4 separate regions of the Homo sapiens genome follow, and all the other regions are linked to region 2. Evidence: chromatin contacts called from ENCODE Hi-C or POLR2A ChIA-PET data. All regions are on one chromosome and are shown on one strand. The core of a region is the stretch at or near the end of the contact, and the rest is flanking DNA. Distances in the headings are between cores, read along the strand shown.

Region 1 (2,700 bases), core at 114-2,613, 540 kb before region 2:
AAACTTACACAATTAAAGGCAGGCGGAAGAACGCGGGCTGGGAAGCAAGCGGGAAGATTCTAGAATGGAAGGGAGCCCGCCGAGCGCCGCGAGCCGCGCCAGGCCGGGTCCGATGGAGCAGGCGGGGATTCCTCCCCCAGGCGGACCCCCGCCACCAGCCCTGCCGGGAGCTCGCGGCCTGCGGAGCGCCCGGGCTGGCCGCTCACCGCCCGCTTCCCCCAGCGAACGACTCGGGGAAGCTCCAGGAGGCCATCTGTGCTGACGGTTCACACCAGACAGGACCACTTGCAAGGACAAAAATAAGAAATTTAGGAAACGAAAAAAGACGTACTGGGGCGAGGGGCGCGGGCGCGGCGACGACGGGGCCGGGGGCACATCCTGGCGGCCGCTCGGGGAGAGAGGACACGCGCGGGAAGGAGCGCGGCGGGTGCACGGCCGCGGGTGGGAGTACGCGCCTGTGCGCGCGGGGCGAGGGCGAGGGCGCGTGCGTGTGACCGCGGGGAGGGGGCGGGCGCGTGTGCGGGGAGCGCGCCGCGCCAGGGGCCGAGTGTGTGGGGCCGATCCAGAAGTGCGCAGCCCCCTCACCTGGCCCCCGTGTCATCCCCGAAATCCCGGGAAAGGGTGGGCCGCGCGCGGGAGTTTGGTGGAGTTGGAACTTTCGGTCGCGCTCGCTGCCCACTCCGCTGGCGCCCGGTGGCCCGTGGTGAAGGGGGACTAGGGTGGGGAACACCGGGGCCCTGCGGTCCCCTCCCTTTCCTGTATTTAAGAAGCCGCCGGCGGCGCAGAGGCCCAGGCGGGCTGGCGCGGGGGCGAGGCGGCCCGGTGGCAGCAGCGGGCGGGGCGGGCGCTCCGGAGTCGGTGGGGCCCGCGGGTTGGGGGGCGGGGAGAGGGGGGAGTGGAAGGGAGGGGGAACGCAGGGGAGGGAGAGGAGGGGAGGAGCCGCGCGGCCCGCGCCGCTTCCGAACCGGAAAGTTGGTCTTGCCGAAGTCCTGCCACCCCGGCGTGCGCACTCCGCTCCGCTCCGGCCGCGAGCCTCCGAGCCCGGCCGGCCGCCGGGGGAAGCCCGCGGAGGGGACGCGGGGCCGGGCGAGAAGGTCCGGAGAGCGGGGGGCACCTGAGCCCGGGCGGGCCCGCCGCGCTGAGCGGCGCTGAGAGCCGCGGCGGAGCAGCGAAGGCGGCCGGCCGACCCCGCGCGCCCGGAACAGGAGGCGCGGCGCCCGAGCGGCCCGGGCGAGACAAAGGCGCCGGGTCGGAGCCCTGCCCGCGGCCGCTCGCTCCGGGAGGGGCCGCCCGGCGGCGGCGGCGGGGGGGGCGCGGGCGGCGGCGCAGACACTCTATAAAGGGGCGAGCCCGGCGCGCCGGCGGAGACGGCGCCGCGCGGACGCCGCCAAAGTTTGCTGCCTGCGCCCTGCGGAGGGACGGCCACCGCGGCCCGCGCCGCACCCGGGCCCCGCCACAGCCGCACCCGGGGCGGCCGAGGAGCGCGGCGCCGGAGCCCGCGATGTGAGGCGGCGCCGGGCAGCGCGCGCCCCGGTCCCGAGGCGCCGCGGCCCCCTCCTCGTCGGCGCGGCCGCTAATTGCGAGCGCGGCCTCATTTGCATAGGCCGCCGGAGTCCGCTGGAGCCCGGCCAATCGGCGCGGCCCTCCGCTAATGGCCATGCATTATTCACCAGCCTAATTGCTCAGCCCCATGCGCGGCCCGCGCAGCCGCCGCCGCCCCGCGCCCCGCGCCGCGCGCCCGCCAGGCCGCCCCGCGCCGTCCCCGCCGGCCGCCCCGCTGATGCCGCTGCCCCGCGCGGGGCCCGAGCGCCGCTAGCAGCATGTCTCGGCGCAAGCAGGCCAAGCCCCAGCACCTCAAGTCGGACGAGGAGCTGCTGCCGCCTGACGGGGCTCCCGAGCACGGTGAGGGCCGGGGCTGCGGGGTGGCCGGGGGGTCTGGGGCTGCCCGTCCGGGCTGGGGAAGCGCGTGCGGCGGGAGCGGATGCGCGCGTCCGGGAGCGGGAGAAAGTTCCCTGCTTCCTGCGGGCAAGCGTCCGCCCCGCGCCAGGCCGGCCGCGGGGCCCCGGGTACTTCGCCGGAGCGCGCGCGGCCGCCGAGAGAGTTGTGGGCGAAGTAAACTTGGCTCCTCTCCTCGGAGTCGGGGAGCTGCCCGCGAAGGGCGCCGAGGCCGCGGCCGGCTCGAGGACGGCTCGGAGGCCGGGGCGGGAGGGAGTCCACGGTGCCTCCGCCGCCGCGCCGCCCCCCAGGGTCTCTGCGCCAGGACGCTGAGGCCGGCGGCGGCGGGGAAGGCGACCGCAGCCCACCTACCGCTGGACGCGGGTTGGGGACCCCGCCGCCCGGCCAGCTTTGTTCGGGGGCCCGCGGCCCCTCCCGGGCCCCCGCACCGCCTCGGGTGACCCGCGGTGTCCCAGCGCGTTGACGCAGCCTGTGATCCCTCGCGAGGCGAGGAGAAGGTCGGGGGCTTGGCTCTGCCTAATGGCCGCCCGGGGAATTAAGCTGGGGGTGAGCGCAGCGGCGGCGGCCTGGGCCTGGCCCCTGCTCGCGGCGTGTTTCCGGGGCGTTCGTTGCAGCGTCTGCGCGGGCCTTTTCTCTCCCGTCTTTTTGGATCCGCCGAGGCCGGGCGCTGGAGACCTCGGCTTTGCAGTCATTTCGCTGGTAGGAGCGTCCTCTTCGAAACATCCAAGAGCAAAGGGCAGGCGC
Region 2 (2,700 bases), core at 139-2,638:
GCTAAACCTTGTTCTACCAGAGCGTTCAGGTGCAAAGACCTCGCCTCAGAAAGGCTTCAGAGCCTCCGGCGGCTGGCAGGCTGCTCACAGATCTCCGAACCATGGTTTGAACAAGGCAGCAGGAAAGTGGGAGAATTTTAGTCTGAGAAGATTTGGAAAATCCTTAGGAATTGCTGACTTCCAAGTTGTTTCACTACCATCTGAAAAACCCTTACAAGGCTCGGGCTTTCCTGGAAAACAGGAGATCAGGCTATTTATTTTTTATTTTTTTATTTTTTTTCCTGAGACAGGGTCTTGCTCTGTCACCCAGGCTGGAATGCAGTGGTACAATCTCAGCTCACTGCAGCCTCAACCTCCTGGGCTCAAGCCATCCTCCCACCTCAGCCTCCCAAGTAGCTGGGACCACAGGTGCACACCACCATGTCTGGCTAATTTTTACATTTGTTTGTAGAGATGGGGGGTGGTCTCACTACATTGCCCAGGCTGGTCTTGAACTTTTGGCCTCAAGTGATCCTCCCGCCTTGGCTTCCCAAAGTGCTGGGATTACAGGTGTGAGCCACCATGCCTGGTCTTAGGTCAGTTTTTAAAACAACAGCAAGATTTTTTTTATGTTGTTTCTGCCATGTTTTAGGAATTGCTTTTCCTCCCGGGGCTTGCATGTTTAAATTTTTATTCTCAGAACGTTGAAGGGACGCACTGCATTTCAGGATCCTGGGTCTCCGTCCGTGAAGGACTTTCCTTCTGTGGGTCTTTCCTCTTGCAGCTTAAAGTGGGATTATTTTCACTTTATTCAGAGGCCCTGTTAGTCACAGCCAAGCACAGACGTGCTCGCTGTCGCTCCTTTGCTGGAGTCGGAAGTAGGACAGTTGGTGATAAAGTCCTGGACGGGCGAGATAAGTGGCATTGGCAGAGCTCTGTTGTCCAGACAGCAAGAAACCGGCTGCCCCCAGGAAGCGGGGATGGAGGGCACACACCAGGAGAGGGGGCGTTTTGACCGTCGGCAGGGGTGCCACTTGGAAGTCAGATTTAAAATGGAATCAAAACTGGTAGAATGAGGGTCTGCAGGGGGAAACTTGACGGAGCCCATCAGGCGACAGCCTTCTCGAAGCCCCTCCGGGCCCCTCACGGGAGGGGATCCCCCGCTGCGCTGCCGGGAGGTCCGGACGAAATGTTGGAGCTGGAGAGTCGGCAGCCCTCGCGTGGCGTTGCTGCCTCTGCAGATGCCTCCGGAGGGACTCGGTGTGTCTCGGTGTTGATTTCAGAACAGGGGAGATGCTGACGTGTCCCGGTGGCTCTCACAGCACAGTGGAAGGCGAGTGGCAGCTCCGACATCCTGCTCCGCTGGCGCCTCTGGCCACCTGCCTCCCCCACCCCCACATAAAAAAAGTTTAAGGCACATTTAAGCTAGTACCGGAGAAATGACTGAAAAATAAGTATAGCCAAGCAGCAGAAGACTCTGTGTGTGGGGGGGGGAGGGTGCATCCACCACTAATGTGTGTCCGTGTGTGTGGGGGCATCCGCTGATGTGTGTGTCTGTGTGTGTGTGGGGGGGGCATCCACTGATGTGTGTGTCTGTGTGTCGGGGGGGGCATCCACTGATGTGTGTGTCTGTGTGTGGTTGGGGGGCATCCACTGATATGTGTGTGTGGGGGGGGGGCATCCACTGATGTGTGTGTCTGTGTGTGTAGGAGGGGAGCATCCACTGATGTGTGTGTGTGTGGGGGGGCATCCACTGATGTGTGTGTCTGTGTGTGGGGGGGGGCATCCACTGATGTGTGTGTCTGTGTATGTGTGGGGGGGGCATCCACTGGTGTGTGTGTCTGTGTGTGTGTAGGAGGGGAGCATCCACTGGTGTGTGTGTGGGAGGGAGCATCCACTGATGTGTGTGTCTGTGTGTGGGGGGGCATCCGCTGATGTGTGTGTCTGTGTGTGTGGGGGGGGGCATCCACTGATATGTGTGTCTGTGTATGGGGGTGGGAGCATCCACTGATGTGTGTCCATGTGTGTGTGGGGGCATCCGCTGATGTGTGTGTCTGTGTGTGTGTGGGGGGCGTCTGCTGATGTGTGTGTCTGTGTGTGTGTGTAGGGGGGGAGCATCCACTGATGTGTGTCCATGTGTGTGTGGGGGCATCAGCTGATATGTGTGTCTGTGTGTGGGGGGTGGAGCATCCACTGATGTGTGTCCATGTGTGTGTGGGGGCATCCGCTGATGTGTGTGTCTGTGTGTGTGGGGGGGGGCGTCTCCTGATGTGTGTGTCTGTGTGTGTGTGTGTAGGGGGGGAGCATCCACTGATGTGTGTGTGTGTGGGGAGCATCCACTGATGTGTGTGTCTGTGTGTGTGTGGGGGGCATCCACTGATGTGTGTGTCTGTGTGTGTGTGGGGAGCATCCACTGATGTGTATGTGTGTGTGTGGGGGGCATCCACTGATGTGTGTGTCTGTGTGTGTGTGGGGAGCATCCACTGATGTGTATGTGTGTGTGGGGGGGCATCCACTGATGTGTGTGTCTGTGTGTGTGGGGGGAGCATCCGCTGATGTGTATGTCTGTGTGTGTGGGGGGGGGGGCATCCGCTGATGTGTGTGTCTGTGTGTGTGGGGGGGGGGGCGTCTGCTGATGTGTGTGTGTGTGTGTGGGGAGCATCCACTGATGTGTGTGTCTGTGTGTGTGTGGGGTGCATCCACAGATGTGTGTGTCTGTGT
Region 3 (2,700 bases), core at 83-2,582, 510 kb after region 2:
TTTGGCAAATAAATCTCCTAAAATGATTAGAGACTTGTCTCGTCGTTTTCTTCGATTGACAATATATACACACATACATACGCATACACACACACATATATACGCGCACGCACATGCACACATATACATGTCCACACACATGCACACACACGTACATATGCACACATACACATGTACACATCCACACGCGCCCACACACACACACACACACAGACGTGTCTCACACCACAGCAGCCGCCTCGGGGGAGTCACAGCCCACGCATCCCCAACACTGCGGTCGCGCTCACTTCTCTTTCCACGCCCGGGGGGAGCAGCTTCCCCGCTGGGCCACGCTGACTCTGGGGAGGCGGGCGGGGCGAGACCACTTCTGGGGAGGACGCCCAATCTGGGGACTTTCTCTAGGTGCCCGGGGAGAAGGCGGCGCAGCAGCAAAGCCCTGGAGGGCCCAGTGGCGGAAACAGACGGACCCCTCGCAGCCTCCCGCCGACAGCGGCCCTGCCCAGGTCTCCAGGCTTCGATGCCTTCGTTGCTTTGTGCGGCGCACCCGCCTACGTCAGTTCCCAGTATTTAAACAAAACGTGTTCCTAGCTACGCAGCGCCAGGCAACCAGGCGGTTCCCACGCTTCCCCGAGTGGCACACCCTCCGCGCAGCCCACGCGGCCTCCCCACGCCCAGCTCCCGCCGGCCCCGCCTCGCGTCGTCCTTCGCCCCGCCCCCGTTGCCGCCCCCCCCGCCCGCACACTGCCCACCTGGCGTTGTCTTCACCCCGCTTACACGCCGCTCGCTTCGCTCTGGTAGTCGCCCACCTCGCGCTGCCCTTCTCGCTTCAGTCTTCGCCCTGCCCACCCACCGCCCACCTCGCGCCAGTCTTCGCCCCGCCCATTCACCGCCCGCCTCGCGTCAGTCTTCGCCCCGCCCAACCACCGCCCGCTTCGCGTCGGTCTTCACCCCGCCCACTCGCCGTTCGCCTCGCGCCTTCGCCCCTCCGCCGTTGTCGCCCCGCCCCTTCTTGCGTCCAGTCTTTGCCCCGTCCCTCGCCGTCGCCCCGTCCACACGCCGTCAGCTTCGCGTCTGTCCTCGCCCCGCCCACCTACCGCCCCCCTCGGGCCTTCGCCCCTCCGCCGTCGTTGCCCCGCCCGCCTTGCACCCCGTCTTCGTCCCGCCCCGCGCCGTGGCCCCGCCCACACGCCGTCAGCTTCGCGTCTGTCCTCGCCCCGCCCTGCATCATCGCCCCGCCCTGCATCATCGCCCCGCCCACACGCCGCCTGCCAGGCGTGAGTCTTCCTCCCGCTCTGCGCCGTCGCCCCGCCCACACGCCGCCACCCTCGCGTCAGTTGTCGCTCCGCGCCTGCGCCCGTTGTCTCCCTGCTCGCTCCGGGTCCCGGCGCCGCGCCATGTGGGCTGCGGCGGGCGGGCTGTGGCGCTCCCGCGCGGGTCTCCGGGCCCTGTTCCGTAGCCGCGATGCTGCGCTATTTCCAGGCTGCGAGCGGGGACTTCACTGCTCTGCTGTCTCCTGCAAGAACTGGCTCAAGAAATTTGCCTCGAAAACCAAGTAATGCGGCGGGGGCGGTGTCCCTGGGCGCGGTATTCCCTAGGGGGCGGTGTCCCCGGGTTGCGGTGTCCGCTCATCCGCGTTCTTGCGCCCATGCGGCCTAGCTCGCCAGTTCCTGCCTCCTGGGGTCTGCAGCAGTTCTAGCTCTCACTGTCAGCATTTGCAGCTTTTGTGTTCGTGGACGTGTGTCGGGTTAAGAAAACAAAGTGACAATGTGTGTTTATTTTGATTCTTGTCACCAGACGTATTTTTCAGAAGATTAGTTTCAGAAAATGAGGAAAAATGAAAAAATATAAGAATTTCCTTGCTAATGTTGACTTTCTGTGTGAATTTGAAGACTAAAGCTTGTCATGATAATTAGTGTTTTTAAATTATGAAAGATAAGTACAATAAAATACATTGACTTTTCACACTGCTTTTAGTTCTTCTAAGTATGGTAGGTGGTTGTATGTTTTCTACTTTAATACACTACTTTTAAAGACAGTTTTAGACCCTGCAGAAAAATTGCAAAAATAGTACCGCGTTCCTGTGTCCTGGCACCCAGCTCCCCCTGTGTTAGCGTCGGACTTTAGCTTCCAACGTGTTCCAGTTAATGAGCCGATATTGATAAGAGTGTTGCTAACTGAAGCTCATACTTTATTCACTTTTCCTTGGTTCTGCCTGCTGTCCCTTCCTGTCCCAGGTGCCCACCCAAGGTCCACGTTACATTGAATTGTCTTGTTTCCTTAGGCTGGGGTAGTGTCCCAGACTGTCCCTGGTTTTGATGGCTGTGCCAGTTTTGAGGGGTACTGGTCAGGTGCTTTGCAGGATGCCTCTCTGTTGGAATGTGCCTGTTTTTTTAATGCTTAGACGTGGATTATGGCTTTTGGGGAGGAAGACTACAGAGGTAAAGGCCATTCTCATCGCACCGTATCCAGGGTCCACGCTGGCCGTGATCCCCTGCATGAGGTGCTTGCCAGGTTTCTCTACCGTAAAGTTACTCTTTTTGCCCCCTTTCCTTACTGTACTCTGGGAGAAAGTCGCTGTGTGCAGCCCATGCCTAATGAGTGGGGAATTTTGCTCATAAGTGGTTTGCATTCTGCACAAGGGATATGTCTCTTCACCCCATGTATTAATTCATTCATATCACCAAGAACTCATGGGTTATA
Region 4 (2,700 bases), core at 109-2,608, 590 kb after region 2:
ACTTCAATTATGACTTGTATTCATGTAGGAAAAAAGCAAATTTTGGTCAGGTCATATCGGCCCACCATTTAACACAGTTTTAAAACGAATATGGACATTAATTTAGTGCCTATTATGTGTTTAGTCACTGGGCTAAACTGAGCAGAAGGCTCCCATTGAGAGGGAAAAGCTGAAATTATGGACGAGCGGATGGTGACAAGGAGGCTCTGGAGAGGGCGGTGGGCGGAAGGCCCAGCCTGGGCACGGCCTCTGCCCCGCGGTGGCTGGAGTGGGCCTCAGGGCTGGAGGCTGGCGGCGGGTTGCAGGGGCTCGGCGCTCTGGAAGGAGACGTGGCCTTGTGCTGAAAGGGGCACGTGTCCTGCAGACGGCTTCGCCAAGAAGGAACTGCCTGGAACAGCCACTGAGGGCGCGGCTGAGTTAGGGTCAGGGGAAGGAACACTGGAGGGGAGTTAGGGTCAGAGTCAGGGTTAGTGCTAGGTGAGGTTCAGGTGCAGGGTCAGAATTAGGGTTAAGGTTAGGGGCACTGGGGGAGGCGCCTGCGCTGCCCTCGTGGTTACTCCCACGTGCTCTGGGGCACGAGGGCGTCCGCCAGAGGCCTGGGGACTCCACGGAACGAAGACCTAGAGCCATTTTGAAAGCCCTACGCCATGTTTCCACTAATTTTGTGGAATAAATTATTATTGCTACACAATTGATAAACACCTGTGCAAAAATGAACTTTTAGGTTAAGAGTTTATACAAATGTATGCAATTAACCCTCTCCCCACACAACTTGTAGTAGATCTAAAAATCAGAATTCTCAAGAGAAGGTGTGATCACTTTCCCACAGGAATGATGAAGTCAGGAGACCCCAGCTAGTCGGTTCACCAGGATATGCCAATCATGGCACACTTGTCCCAGTTCTGGGAGCCAAAGTTTTGTCTTCCAATGGCAAGGCAGCATTATCACAGTTGGGCTCCCATTGGCTCTGAGATGTGGGCGGGGTCACCACTCCTGGAGCTGCCACTAGCTCCACCCCATTCCATGCAAATGAAGTCAAAGCTGTGGTGAGTCCACGTGATTAGTCACATGGTTGATGACACACTCTCCCCACCCCTTTAGTGACGTCATTGCCCACTCAAACTCTCACGAGAGTTTGCACAGATGTGGAAAGGAGCTGGCAGGGCAGTTCCCTGGGACAGAAGGGAGTCAGGGGGTCCAACAGGGGCCCCCCACTGCCACCCCAGAGCCTCCAGTCCATCTTTAGCCAGGGGCCCCGGGGGGCCTGTGGGAAGTGCCAGGGGCCCCCAAGCACACTCTGCTCTCATTGGCTGGCTGCGCCTACATGCAAATGAGGGCCAACGTCACTTCCTGAGGCCAATCGAGCGCCATTTTCTCTTTCTGGCTGCGCGGGAGGAGGGGACCAGTCGCGCTGGGGGTGGGCGCGCGCTGAGGCGGGGGTCCCGCCGCGCGGGGCGGAGGCGCGGGCGGGCGCAGGCGGCCCCACGGGACGCGGCTGCGCTCGGCGGAAGACGCGGCAGCCCTGCGAGAGGCAGCAGCGGAGACGCGGTGCTCCTCGGGCGCCAAGCGGTAGGTACGGCCCGGCCCGGCGCGGGCCCGCGCGGCGACGCCCCCTGCCCCGGTCCTGGCCCCCGCCCCAGTCTGGTCCCCTCCGAGCCCCGCCCCCGCCGGTACCCAGCCCACACCCACGCCCGCCGCCTGCCCTCGCGCCGCCCGTGGCCGCCTCGGGAATCCCGGGACGTTCTCAGGGCGCGGGTTCGCGGCCCGAACGGCGCCCGTCGACCCCCGACGCGCCCGCGGCCCGCCCCGCCCGCCGCCGGTCACGTGGGAGCGGGGGCCGCCCCGGGAGGGCGGAGAAGGGGATGGGGACCTGAGGGGAGAGTAGGAATAGGGGAAAGACGAGGACGGGGACCGAGGGAGAGAGGGGGGCTGGTGAAGGGAGCGAGGAGTAGAGGGAGAGGGAACGGGGATGGAGAAGAAGAGAGGGGGCAAGGAGCTGTGGCGACCCCTGTAAGGACTCCAGAAACGCCCCGCCCGCTGGCCCGCCCGCCGCATCCCCGAGACCGGGTTCTCCTGGAAGCTTCTCTCTGGAGGAGCCTTGAGTGACGGCAGATGTAGGTCAGGAGCTGACGGTGACACCTAAATCTGCCCAGGTTTTTTTTTCCCTAGAAAGGTTTGAAGAACAGCTGATAACGGGGCCCTGTTTCTTCATCGTTGAGCTTTTGATGCGAATATCAATAATTGATATACAGATGTTGACTTTAACATTACTTTTCATCTGCCGTTGCTGGTTGCATTGAAATAGATTCCGTTTACAAAATTTCTACTACAGTTGACTTTGGAATGTTAATTTTAACTGCCCTTTTAAATACTGTACAGATGCAGAATGAGAAATAATTAGATATTTTAAGTAGTTTATTTGAACAGAAGACTTGCCTGCGTGCTTAAAACTTACTCTATTTGCACGGGTAATCACTGCCTCTTGGGATCTTGAGGAATATACTGGCTGTGGAGGAGTGGGGTGGGGGAGGAGAAACTGGTAAGCAGGTAACTGACAATGCAGATTGGCAAGTGGGGCAGCAGTTTGTAGAGTACTGTGGGCATCTGCCACGCAGAGCCTTTATCAAAAGAGGGGGTTTGGAGTCTGGGTACCATTTTTGGGGGTGAGGAGCATTAGTGGGAGAGAGGACCACATGTAAA

The links. Hi-C counts contacts between places; a loop is a spot of excess contacts on that map. ChIA-PET counts read pairs that join two places held with the same protein, here RNA polymerase II (POLR2A). Pooled maps may share reads with other maps.
Region 1: a pooled map shows a loop between it and region 2 (5-fold over the local background). The contact joins the promoter of SALL3 here to the enhancer-like site in region 2. A Hi-C loop is called at or near these places in 1 of 168 maps with a recorded cell type or tissue (mammary epithelial cell), 4 of 37 single-sample maps with no recorded cell type and 9 of 50 pooled maps.
Region 3: a map of OCI-LY7 shows a loop between it and region 2 (31-fold over the local background). The contact joins the promoter of RBFA here to the enhancer-like site in region 2. A Hi-C loop is called at or near these places in 5 of 168 maps with a recorded cell type or tissue (B cell, CD4-positive, alpha-beta memory T cell, CD8-positive, alpha-beta T cell and 2 more), 5 of 37 single-sample maps with no recorded cell type and 14 of 50 pooled maps.
Region 4: a loop to region 2 is called in a map of naive thymus-derived CD4-positive, alpha-beta T cell, with 7 times the contacts of the local background. The contact joins the promoter of ADNP2 here to the enhancer-like site in region 2. A Hi-C loop is called at or near these places in 2 of 168 maps with a recorded cell type or tissue (both naive thymus-derived CD4-positive, alpha-beta T cell), 1 of 37 single-sample maps with no recorded cell type and 8 of 50 pooled maps. POLR2A ChIA-PET finds 5 or more read pairs at or near these places in 2 of 52 experiments (activated CD8-positive, alpha-beta memory T cell and activated naive CD4-positive, alpha-beta T cell).

What each region holds. Positions count from the first base shown.
Region 1 is chr18:78,978,455-78,981,154 of GRCh38, forward strand. SALL3 (spalt like transcription factor 3) reads left to right here and starts at 1,364. Exons shown (of 3, transcript NM_171999.4): 1 at 1,364-1,902. The coding sequence starts at 1,821. It overlaps LINC01896 (long intergenic non-protein coding RNA 1896), which reads right to left and starts at 1,237. Exons shown (of 5, transcript NR_187297.1): 1 at 586-1,237; 2 at 9-284.
Region 2 is chr18:79,519,068-79,521,767 of GRCh38, forward strand. The region is part of intron 9 of NFATC1 (nuclear factor of activated T cells 1); the gene reads left to right. LOC102723506 (a long non-coding RNA gene) reads right to left here. Exons shown (of 3, transcript XR_935689.3): 3 at 254-1,358. Among named protein-coding and RNA genes, the nearest start is that of NFATC1, 120 kb to the left of the region's middle. Within about 2 kb of position 1,389, at least 3 of the 41 ENCODE cell types and tissues checked have a DNase peak (open chromatin) inside an H3K27ac peak, as active enhancers do; they include B cell and OCI-LY7, where a contact is called at or near this core.
Region 3 is chr18:80,033,102-80,035,801 of GRCh38, forward strand. It overlaps RBFA (ribosome binding factor A), which reads left to right and starts at 1,333. Exons shown (of 7, transcript NM_024805.3): 1 at 1,333-1,552. The coding sequence starts at 1,395. It also overlaps a transcript of TXNL4A not described here. RefSeq lists silencers at 619-788, 820-976, 859-1,178, 1,189-1,268, 1,379-1,528.
Region 4 is chr18:80,107,904-80,110,603 of GRCh38, forward strand. ADNP2 (ADNP homeobox 2) reads left to right here and starts at 1,359. Exons shown (of 4, transcript NM_014913.4): 1 at 1,359-1,569. RefSeq lists enhancers at 1-283, 1,110-1,611 and silencers at 1,421-1,580, 1,781-1,880.